Linked DNA regions of Homo sapiens: all the other regions are linked to region 3. The links are chromatin contacts, found by Hi-C or POLR2A ChIA-PET in ENCODE. All regions are on one chromosome and are shown on one strand. The core of a region is the stretch at or near the end of the contact, and the rest is flanking DNA. Distances in the headings are between cores, read along the strand shown. Region 1 has its middle 57 kb from the start of USP44. Region 2 has its middle 16 kb from the start of MIR492. Region 3 overlaps FGD6 (FYVE, RhoGEF and PH domain containing 6).

Region 1 (3,642 bases), core at 621-3,120, 510 kb after region 3:
TTCTCAGCCTCCTCAAGTGCTGGGATTACAGGCATGAGCCACTGTGCCCAGCCTGAGAAATAAGTTTTTAACTCTTATGTAAGTCACTGTTATTTTGGATTCTGTTAAGGTGTTCAAACCAATATCGTAATGCAACTGTATCTTCTGGTGAGAAGTATCTAAATATGGATGATCACAGTTCCCTGGGAGTGTTATTACTTTATTTTAGTCACTAATCTAGTTCTAGAAAAAAGAGTGATGATTGGGAAACTCATCTTTTCAAAATCCTGTAGCAAGTCTGACATGGTACTGATGTGGCACTATATCCCTTGATTCTGAAGATGCCAGTTGGAAGCAGCAACCAAAGATAACGTTTCTTTGCTTTTGTTGTTAACCTGAAGTCATTGTAAAGAAGTTGAATGACCTCTTGACATTTAGGAGATGTTAAATGACCTCAGAGCCAGTTTTTCACTAGTAAGGATATAATAAATAACTTGAATTTCACTAAATGCAAGTTAGTTGCAGGTTCCAACCTGCAATTCTGGTTAAACATAAATATCCTAAAGGCAGTATACTTGTAAAGAAAATTTCCATATATTGCATAACGTATTCACACTTTGCCCATCATTCAAGGCATTGCATGTGCTATTGTCAACTTCCCTAACCACCTTTTAAATTTATCATCAACATAAAATTAAGAAGAATAGTGAAATTCTTTTCATATTGATGACAGTCCACTATTTTCTACAGAGCAAGATAATCAAAACAAAATAATTGGTCATTTTGAAGAAGAAATTTACTGAATGAAGCAGTTGGAAAGAATGGATTACAGTTGTTTTTGAGAAAGTTTACATTAATTGTTCACATTAAAAATATATCTTCCAAGTATCTTCTCTGCTTTCCTTAGTCGTTTTAGCAAAGGCATCTGTGTTTATTTATTTACCTAATAAGTAGTTATTCTCTAAATTCTTACCTCTAAGTTCTCTAACTTATTCTTTAAGTTCTTGTCTCTAAGAACATTTATTTACCTAATTATTTATTCATTTACCTAATGTCATCTTTTGGTCCCATAATTTTAAATAAGTGCAAAGTGATGTTTATACTGCCAGTTTGGAGTTTTGCAGTAGCAGGTGTGATTGTCTTATAAAACTCTTTTGATATAGCCAATGTCATGTTCCTTATTCGTGTGTTATTTTCGAAATGTATTCAAGGCAGCACCCCCGAGACAGCTGTGACAATAATGCCCCCCCCCCCATGACAACAGAGGAACTGTGCCAAAGCTCAGCAAAACAAAATTTACTTGGCAGGGGAGAGAGTTTAGAGGCTTTTCACAGCTCTTTGGAAATGCTAATAAGGTCTCAACCTTGAACCATGTTTGCTTTTTATCTGGGAAACCCTTTCCAGTTACAATAGCATTGATATACTAAGAGATTCCAAGTTAGGAGTTTATACAGTAGGTTTATGAGACAGGTAATCCAAAAGTCAGGTGCTCCCTCTTCGCTTGGAAGAACAGTGCATTTTGGGACATTTTAAAGCACATTGTCAACTTCTTTGGCCTTTTTTTTTTTTTTTTTTTTTTTTTTTTGAGTTGGAGTCTTTACTCTGTCGCCCAGGCTGGAGCGCAATGGCGCGATCTCGGCTCACTACTACAACCTCTGCTTCCTGGATTCAAGTGATTCTCCTGCCTCAACTTCCTGAGTAGCTGGGATTACAGGTGCGTGCCACCATGCCCAGCTAATTTTTATATTTTTAGTAGAGATGGGGTTCTACCGTGTTGGTCAGGCTGGCCTCGAACTCCTGACCTCGTGATCCACCCACCTCGGCCTCTCAAAGTGCTGGGATTACAAACGTGAGCCACCGCATCTGGCCGGCTCCTTTAACCACTACTTATAACAGGCTCACAGCCTCAAGGTTGGCAGGCTTTACCGCCAGGCGTAATGTTGTGTTAATGTGGGTGAAGTACATTTGCAATGTGCAAATAGTTGACTCACAGCTCTAATTTTGTTCTTCTGAGTAGCTCTTTTAAGCTTCCCTGCCCTTTTTGTCTTATGTTGCTTAGATGACTGGAGAAAAATATTATTATCTGATGGCTCAATTTAAAGACCCACGATTAAACCAACTGAGCTCAGCCTTCACACTCACACCTACCTTTCAATATCTGGCACTAATCTTTTAAATACCTTGTCAGAGGAATACTGTTTCCTGGGTGTGTTCAAACTAGTCATGTTGTTATGTCCCAAAAACAGTGGGATCCTTTTCAGACGAAAAACACATGAAGGCTCAAAGCCAAGCTGCTGCGTAAAAGCTTTCCCTTTCCTTCCTCTGACCCATCCTCTTTGGAATAATTAGATGAATGGTGCTTTTTTCTGTGATTTATCTGTGTTTTTAAAGGCAAAACTCCCATGAAGAGATGGGCTATTAAGAATTCTCACAGTTGGCTGGGCATAGTGGCTCACGCCTGTAATCCCAGCTCTTCTGGAGGCTGAGGAGGGTGGATTGCTTGAGATCAGGAGTTCAAGACCAGCCTGGCCAACATGGTGAAACTCCCGTCTCTACTAAAAATCCAAAATAGCCAGGCTTGGTGGCAGGCGTCTGTAATCCCAGCTACTCAGGAGGCTGAGGCAGGAGGATGGCTTGAACCTGGGAGGTGGAGGTTGCAGTGAGCCAAGATTTTGCCGCTGCACTCCAGCCTGGGCAATGGAGCAAGACTGTCTCAAACGGACAAACCAAAAAAGGATTCCCACAGTGAACACTTTCAACTATTTGTTTGAAAATTTTTATTCCTCTTTTGCTGTGTCTAAAAGACTAAGAATCTTGAGGAGTTATGTATAAAAAGCTCTAACTCTCCTTTTGATAATTTTTAGAGTTAGTAATTTATAGCCTAAAGAATTATATAAGGCTGGGCACAGTGGCTCACACCTGTAATCCCAGCACTTTGGGAGGCTGAGGTGGGCCGATCACTTGAGGTCAGCAGTTTGAGAACAGCCTGACCAACATGGTGAAACCCCATTTCTACAAAAAACAAAACAAAAACAAAAACAAAATTAGCCGGATATGGTGGCACATGCCTGTAATTCCAGCTACTTGGTAGGCTGAGACAGGAGGGAGGCAGAGGTTGCAGTGAGCAAAGATCGCACTACTGCACTCCAGTTTGGGCAACAAGAGTGAAACTTTGTCTCAAAAAAAAGAATATATAAGGTGACATCATTTAGTATAAACACAGATAATATAGGATCTTGGAAAATATGAGTCGTATCAGTACTTAGCAGCAATCAGGTCATTTACTAGTTATGAGTAATTGACTCAAAATGTATCTTTTTCTACAAAAGAAACATTATTATTATGAGTAGGCTGCTTAGCATGCATATTATCATTTATTTAGTACTGAATGTCATAGTGTCTTTCTTTTTATTATTCTCATGTTTCTAAAGCAATAAGAAAAACAGATGGGATAGGCCGGGCGCAGTGGCTCACGCCTGTAATCCCAGCACTTTGGGAGGCCGAGGCGGGCGGATCACGAGGTCAGGAAATTGAGACCATCCTGGCTAACACGGTGAAACCCCGTCTCTACTAAAAATACAAAAAAAATTAGCCGGGCGTGGTGTCAGGCGCCTGTAGTCCCAGCTACTTGGGAGGCTGAGGCAGGAGAATGGCGTGAACCCG
Region 2 (3,797 bases), core at 222-2,721, 290 kb before region 3:
AAAATTAAAGAACTGTACTATAGGCTGGGAGCAGTGGCTCACGCCTATAACCCCAGCACTTTGGGAGGCCAAGGCAGGCAAATCACTTGAGGCCAGGAGTTCAAGACCAGCCTGGCCAACATAGTGAAAACCCATCTCTGCTAAAAATACAAAGATTAGCCGGGTGTGGTGGCTGGGGCCTGGAACCCCACCTACTTAGGAGGCTGAGGCACAAGAATTGCTTGAACCTGGGAGGCGGGCCATGAGCCTAGATCGCACCACTGCACTCCAGCTTGGATCACAGAGCGAGACTGTCTCAAAAAAAAAAAAAAAAAAAAAAAAAAAAGAAAGAACTTACTGTAAAATCTGCTTTGCTTTGTTACTCACTCTTATGAATACAGAGCCAATCACTGGTTCTAGCCTCACTATTATGCTATATTAAGGGAGGAGACCACCCCTCATATTGTCTTACACCCAATTTCTGCCTCCAAATAAAGAAGTAAAAACTAAAAGGCAGAAATGAAATCCACAGGCAGACAGCCCAGCGCTGAGCCCTGGGCCTGGTAGTTAAAGATCGACCCCTAACCTAAGCGGTTATGTCATCTATAGATTCCAGACATTATATGGAAAAGCATTGTGAAAATCCCTGTCCTGTTCCGTTCTGATTACCAGTGCATGCAGCCCCCAGTCACGTACTCCCAGCTTGCTCAATCGATCACGATCCTCTCACGCGGACCCCCTTAGAGTTGTAAGCCCTTAAAAGGGACAGGAATTGCTCACTTGGGGAGCTCAGTTGTTGGAGACGTGAGTCTTGCCGACGCTCCCAGCCGAATAAAGCCCTTCCTTAACTCGGTGTCTGAGGGGTTTTGTCTGCAGCTCGTCCTGCTACAATATTACTGTATATATGTAAAATATGCTATATTACTATATTTTCTCATTTATAAAGTGGGAGTAAAAATAACAGCTACCTCATTGCATTTTTGTGAGGATTAAATTAGTTAACACATGTATAATAGTTATGGGACATAGTGACCACTTAAGAAATGTTAGCTAGTATTATTGTTGTTGTTACCAGGCACTGTTCTGGCTAACATTCTATTAGACCAAGTTAAATATTAGTTCATTTAGTTAATCTGCCCAGAAAAGTATTAATAGAAGCAAGTTGCCCATATAACCTGTCCCCTTGACAACAAAATTTGCCTTCTGAAAGCCATTAATGGATTCTCAAGGTACAAGAATTGCCTATGAATTGTTTACTTTTTAGAATATGATTTCCCCTTGAGGCAGAATATATATTTAACAGGTCCTAAATGTATACCAGAAAGAACTGAATCGCCAGCTTCACTAACAGGTTTCTCTAAAAAGAAAATCAGACAGCAATTTTACCTTCTGTTCAGGCCAGATGATGTTCCTAATCCTGCAAGGTCTGGGGTACTTTCATCTGATAAGAGCCCATGAGCTTCTGAGAGCTTCAAATGACTACTACTTAGGTTAAAAATAAGCACCGAGAAACAAAAACTGAGAAACAAAAGCAGAAGTATTTCTAAAATTGCTCTCTTCGCACTGTCTCGCTGCGGGTACTTTCCTGTCTCTCAGATCACTGACCTTCAGTCCAGCAATTTCCAGTGTCCTGCAGGCTGCTGATCCCAAGATGCTCAGCCACACAAAGGTGTTGCGGCCAAGTAAGGTTGGGGAACCCATACTATACTCCCTTTTGCCACAATACCTTTTTAACCAGACTCCTTTTGTGATAGTAGGTAGCTAGTTAGACCTGAGCAGGGCAGAAGAGGGCTCCCCTGCCCCACTCCAGGAGTGTCAGGCAACCACTGAGGTCAGGCAGTTGTTAACTGTCTCTCTAAAATAATAATTGGGCCGGGCACGGTGGCTCACACCTGTAATCCCAGCACTTTGGGAGGCTGAGGCAGGCGGATCTCTTGAGGTCTGGAGTTTGAGACCAGCTTGGCCAACACAGTGAAACCCCATCTCTAATAAAAATACAAAAATTGGCAGGGCATGGTTGCGGGCACCTGTAATCCCAGCTTCCCCGGGAGCCTGAGGCAGGAGAATCGCTTGAACCTGGGAGGCGGAGGTTGCAGTGAGCCGAGATCGCACCACTGCACTCCAGCCTAGGCTACAGAGCGAGAATCTAAATAAAAGAATAAAATAAAATAAAATAATAATTGGTCACAGCCAGCACCAGAGAAAGGCAGTCTCCCAATAGATAGAAACACCTGAAGCTGGGAATCAGCAGTTTCCTGATAAGATCTCAGGAGTTGGGCCAGTGGGCTCAAGCAAAAAAGAGGCAAAATGGCAAAGTTTAACTGGTATATGACCTTCTAGGAACATTCAACTGGTAAGAGAAGAATGCCTCGAGTGAGCATGCGTACAACTCCAGTAAACATACCGTGCATGCATCACTCCTAAGTGCTGGCAGCCACTGCGGATGCGGAGAGCCCACCCAAGGGAAGAATCAGGAGACAAGGGACACAAGCTCCTGGAAATATGACAACATATAAAATCCCAAGTCAATGGGGAATCCATGCACTTGATCTCTCCAGTCACCCCCTTGGCCCTCTTCCAAGTTCACTTCCTTTCATTCCTGCTGTAAAGCTTTTGAATAAACTTTCATTCCTCTAAAACTTGCCTTGGTCTCTGTGTCAAATATTTTCTTCTGAAGAGGGAAGAATTGAGGTTGCTGCAGACCTGTATGGACTCACCACTGCTAACACCTTTTTCAAGGAATATCTACTAGAATCTAGGTGTTGGAAATGCTGAAATAGTCTAAACTAACCAATTATTTCCACCTTAAAATGACTGTAGGCTCATTCACCTGGCCTGGCAAAGTCAGCACTTACTTAAAAGCAGATGGGAGAGAATGTTGACCCTATACATACCCACAGTCCCTGATCAACATACATTTTCATGAAGAGGTATATCTTGGATCAAGTCAAAAAGAAACTATCCCCGGATCCATCTGAGGTGTGTCCCATACTCAGGGAACACACCAAAAAATTCAGGAATGGCTCACAGGGAAGCATGATTTCAGAAGATCGGGAGCATAAGAAAAAGGAAGATGATGACACTATAAGAGAAATCCTATCAACAAAAGGAATATAATTCTCCTCCTGTTTTTTTTAAGTCAAGGAGAAGAATGCTGGTGCATTACAATCTAATTGGAACATGTCCAAAGTGATGGGAGAAATCCACTGACACCAGATTAAAGGAGTCCTGAGCAGAGAGGAAGCTGGATGGTGGCAGGGTCCTCGAAAAACTATCTCCAAAGACTCCAATCTCTAGAGCATTATCTTAGTTCTATGACTGGAAATTTTTTCCAGAATCCTCAATATCTATCTGTAATGTAAGGCTCCTTTTTGCTAGCACCAGAAGCTTACATAAAATTAGGCACTTGGGGAAGCATCTTGACCCCCTCATCAGGCCACCCAACCATAACTGCCCCAATGGCCAACAGGTGGGGATTATGGGAACTATAATTCAAGATAAGATTTGGGTGGGGACACAGTCGAACCATATCAATGGAGGAATACATGGATATACATGCAGAAATCTGGGTGGCTTTAATTCCTTCCATGAGGTCTTACAATCCTACCATCACTATAAACTAGCCAAAATTAAAATATATCTGGGCAGACAGGAGACCCAGATGGGTAGGAACTAAATATACAAACATTTCTCTCAGTAGAGAGAAAAACCAAGAAAAGGGAAGAAATAAGATTCAAAATGATCCCAAGAGGCACATCCTGGGGAAAACCCAACAAGATAAATATAGTAAGTCCTCAAAAGATGCTAGTTACTAGTAT
Region 3 (3,649 bases), core at 1,137-3,636:
GCTGTCTACCCAGCTACCACTGGCAGGAACTTGGATGAGATTCACGGGGTAGTTATCTCTCTCCAGCTGACAGCGGAAGAGAGGTTGCCACCTTGATTGATAAGAAGAATGGAAATAGTTATGTTGCTGGGCATGGTGGCTCACGGCTGTAATCCCAGCACTTTGGGAGGCCAAGGTGAGTGGATCACTTGAGGTCAGGAGTTCAAGACCAGCCTGGCCAACATGGTGAAACCCCATCTCTACTAAAAATACAAAAAAAAAAAAAAAATTAGCCGGGCATGGCGGCGCACCCCTGTAGTCCCAGTGACTCGGAAGGCTAGGGCAGAAGAATTGCTCGAACCCGGGAGGTGGAGGTTGCAGTGAGCCAAGATCGCGTCACTGCACTCCTGGGCAACAGAGCGAGACTCTGTCACAAAAAAGAAAAAAGTCACAGAAATATAAATCTTGATCAGAGCTGTTCATTACACCTGTCTGGTACTGATCTGGAAATCATGAACATCCAGATATTCACCTAACAACCAAGGAAAGAAACATTCACTATAATTTCTTGAATGATTTAATCTTAATAAAATAGATTACTGTTTTTCACCAAGGCTCATTTTTACTTGGGAAATAGAAGTGCAATTAAAACTTGACTTTTCTATAGGCATTTCTGCCTTGGAATTTTGAAAATAACCTCTTGATTTTAAGAACCAAGCTCAAGCACTCACTGGGAACATGATATACATGGTCTTAATGTTCTTTGAACTTTCTTTTTTTTTTTTTTTTTTTTGAGATGGAGCCTCACTCTGTTGCCAGGTTGGAGTGCAGTGGTGCGATCTCGGCTCACTGCAACCTCCACTTCCTGGGTTCAAGCAATTCTCCTGCCTCAGTCTCCCGAGTAGCTGGGACTACAGATAAGCGCCACCACACCCGGCTAATTTTTGTATTTTTAGTAGAGACGGGGTTTCCCCACGTTGGCCAGGATGGTCTCGATCTCCTGATTTTGTGATCCACCCGCCTCGGCCTCCCAAAGTGCTGGGATTACAGGCATGAGCCACTTAGCACCGGCCTTGTTCTCTGAACTTTTGTTCAAACTCCTCTATCCCTCAAAAACGAAAAAAGGGCTGAACACAATCCTGCCTGTAGCACTTTGGGAGGCTGAGTGGGGGTGGATCACCTGAGGTCAGGAGTTCAAGACCAGCCTGGCCAATATGGTGAAAGGTCATCTCTATCTTAAAATTAAAAAAGATGGCCAGACGTGGTGACTCACGCCTGTAATCCCAGCACTTTGGGAGGGTGAGGTGGGTGGATCACTTGAGGTCAGGAGTTTAAGACCAGCCTGGGCAACATGGTGAAACCCTGTCTCTACTAAAAATTAAAAACTTAGCTGGGCATGGTGGCGCATGCCTGTAGTCCCAGCTTCTTGGGAGGCTGAGGCACAAGGATCGCTTGAAGCCGGGAGGCGGGGGCTGCAGTCAGCCGAGATCGTGCCACTGCACTCCAGCCTGGGTGACAGAGCGAGACCCTTTCTCAAAAAAAAAAAAAAAAAAAAAAAACACAACAACAATAAAGGAAAAGAAAAGAAAAAGTCACAATGCTAAGTGATTGAGAGTTTACCTGCACTCTCTAAATATTGGTATCTGGTGGATGCTTCAGGTACCCCCAAGAAATTTGCTTGTTCTGACTGCTAGCTGCGAAGCATTTGACAAACCCTAGACACAGGTATTTGTCTTCTCCTGTCATCCTGTATGTCAGGCAGCAGTAGCCATTGCATTTCAGAGGAGTAGCACACCCCAGGATGACTCTTGTGGTCCTCTGATTTTGGGAAGTCAGACATTTGGTTTGAGTCCTTGACATTCATGGACGTAAGCAAAATTATAAAGGTTGTCAGAAACACCTAGGTTCAAATCACAGCTCCACTGCTTACTACTCGTGTAACCTTAGATGTGTTATTGAACCTCTCTGAGCCTCCATTTTTCTAATCTGGAAGATCAAGATAATATCCACCCCACAAAGTTATCATAGAACTTAAAAGAGAAAATAAATATAAAACGAAACATGAGCACTGTGACTGATGCAGAGTAATAAATGATTCTGGCCACTACTCCACCTGCTCCTAAGATCCTAGTTGATTTCAGTGGTATGGACAATTGGAAACAGACTGCCTGGTTTCAAATCCTGGCTCTGCTAGTATAGCTGAGTGGCTTTTCTCAGCATAGAATGGGTATAATAACGACAACTTGCCTTACAGGTTGCTGTGAAGATGAAACGAAGTACTACACATAAAGTCTTTATGATGGTGCCTGGCATACAGTAAGTGTTACAAAAGCGTTTGCTTCTATTTTTATTAGATCAAAGGTTAGGTCTGAGAAGACAGTGTCTCATTATTTAGATTGTGCAGTGGAGCATGCTATGACTATTGGCATCTCTCCCTTCACCAGTCAAACCTTCCCAAATACCCACTTCCGCCACTCAGTCAGTAACTCAGTAATGTATTTTTATGAGTCATAGAGTTTCAGGTTTCCTCAGCACTTGAATTACATTATGGCAACATATTAAGTCACTGCAGGTTCCGGTCTGGGGCAAGGTGGTATCATAAATAATAATGGATTTCTTTTCCCGCCCTCCCTCCATTCTTTCTGAGATGGAGTCTTGCTCTATCACCCAGGCTGGAGTGCAGTGGAGTGATCTCGGTTCACTGCAACCTCCACCACCCAGGTTCAAGTGATTCTCCTGCCTCAGCCTCCCAAGTAGCTGGGATCATAGGCACATGCCACCATGTCTGGCTAATTTTTTTGTATTTTTAGTAGAGATGGGGTTTCACCATGTTGGCCAGGCTGGTCTCAAACTCCTGACCTCAGGTGATCCACCCGCCTTGGCCTCCCAAAGTGCTTGATTACAGGCGTAAGCTACTGCACCCAGCCCATAACAATGGACTTAAAAGCAAAAGACTTCGATTTGCATCCTGGCTGTGTCAAATATGTATCCGTAAGACAGCAACTCCATTTTTCTGTAATTTAGTTTCCTAATTTTTAGAAGGAGATTACACCTACCTCATAGGTTTGTTAGAACCTTTAAGTGACACCTACAAATTTCCTAATAACCTATAAAGCACTAGTTGTTCTTAAAAACAATTTGAAATAGCCACTTAAAAAATGATCAGCAAAGCACTTTCACCATTGTTATTCTATTCAGAAGAACATTTTAATCTCTGTGCTTCTAGCATACTGTTGCCTCTGCTCTCAGCCACTTCCTTGCATGGTAAATCAAGAGTAAAACTGCACGGTATTGGGAAAGAAGAAAAAGAAGAACAAAAAGTCAGTAGCTAACCTAAGTGCAAAAAGTGTTGGCAATATCTTTCCCTGTTATACTCACAAAAATCTATGTTTATGTATTCTTAAAAATAGGCCGGCACAGTGACTCACACCTGTAATCTCAGCACTTTGGGAAGCTAAGGTGGGAAGATTGCATGAGCTCAGGAGTTCAAGATCAGCCTGGGGAACATATGGAGACCCCATCTCTAAAAAAAAAATTTTTTTTTTTGAGACAGAATCTCTCTCTGTCACCTAGGCTGGAGTGCAGTGGTGGGATCTTCGCTCACTGCAACCTCCGCCTCCTGGGTTCAAGCAATTCTCCTGCCTCAGCCTCCTGAGTAGCTGGGACTACA

Evidence for each region. A loop is a pair of places that touch in the nucleus more often than their neighbours do. ChIA-PET counts read pairs that join two places held with the same protein, here RNA polymerase II (POLR2A). Pooled maps may share reads with other maps.
Region 1: a loop to region 3 is called in a pooled map, with 7 times the contacts of the local background. The contact joins two enhancer-like sites. A Hi-C loop is called at or near these places in 3 of 50 pooled maps. POLR2A ChIA-PET finds 5 or more read pairs at or near these places in 2 of 52 experiments (T-cell and activated T-cell).
Region 2: a loop to region 3 is called in a map with no recorded cell type, with 21 times the contacts of the local background. The contact joins two enhancer-like sites. A Hi-C loop is called at or near these places in 3 of 37 single-sample maps with no recorded cell type and 3 of 50 pooled maps. POLR2A ChIA-PET finds 5 or more read pairs at or near these places in 1 of 52 experiments (A673).

The regions. Positions count from the first base shown.
Region 1 is chr12:95,606,546-95,610,187 of GRCh38, forward strand. No RefSeq gene overlaps it. Among named protein-coding and RNA genes, the nearest start is that of USP44, 57 kb to the left of the region's middle. Within about 2 kb of position 1,871, at least 17 of the 41 ENCODE cell types and tissues checked have a DNase peak (open chromatin) inside an H3K27ac peak, as active enhancers do.
Region 2 is chr12:94,816,725-94,820,521 of GRCh38, forward strand. No RefSeq gene overlaps it. Among named protein-coding and RNA genes, the nearest start is that of MIR492, 16 kb to the right of the region's middle. RefSeq lists an enhancer at 1,317-1,836. Within about 2 kb of position 1,472, at least 3 of the 41 ENCODE cell types and tissues checked have a DNase peak (open chromatin) inside an H3K27ac peak, as active enhancers do.
Region 3 is chr12:95,100,930-95,104,578 of GRCh38, forward strand. The region is part of intron 14 of FGD6 (FYVE, RhoGEF and PH domain containing 6); the gene reads right to left. It also overlaps the pseudogene LOC100287148. Among named protein-coding and RNA genes, the nearest start is that of NR2C1, 29 kb to the left of the region's middle. Within about 2 kb of position 2,387, at least 4 of the 41 ENCODE cell types and tissues checked have a DNase peak (open chromatin) inside an H3K27ac peak, as active enhancers do.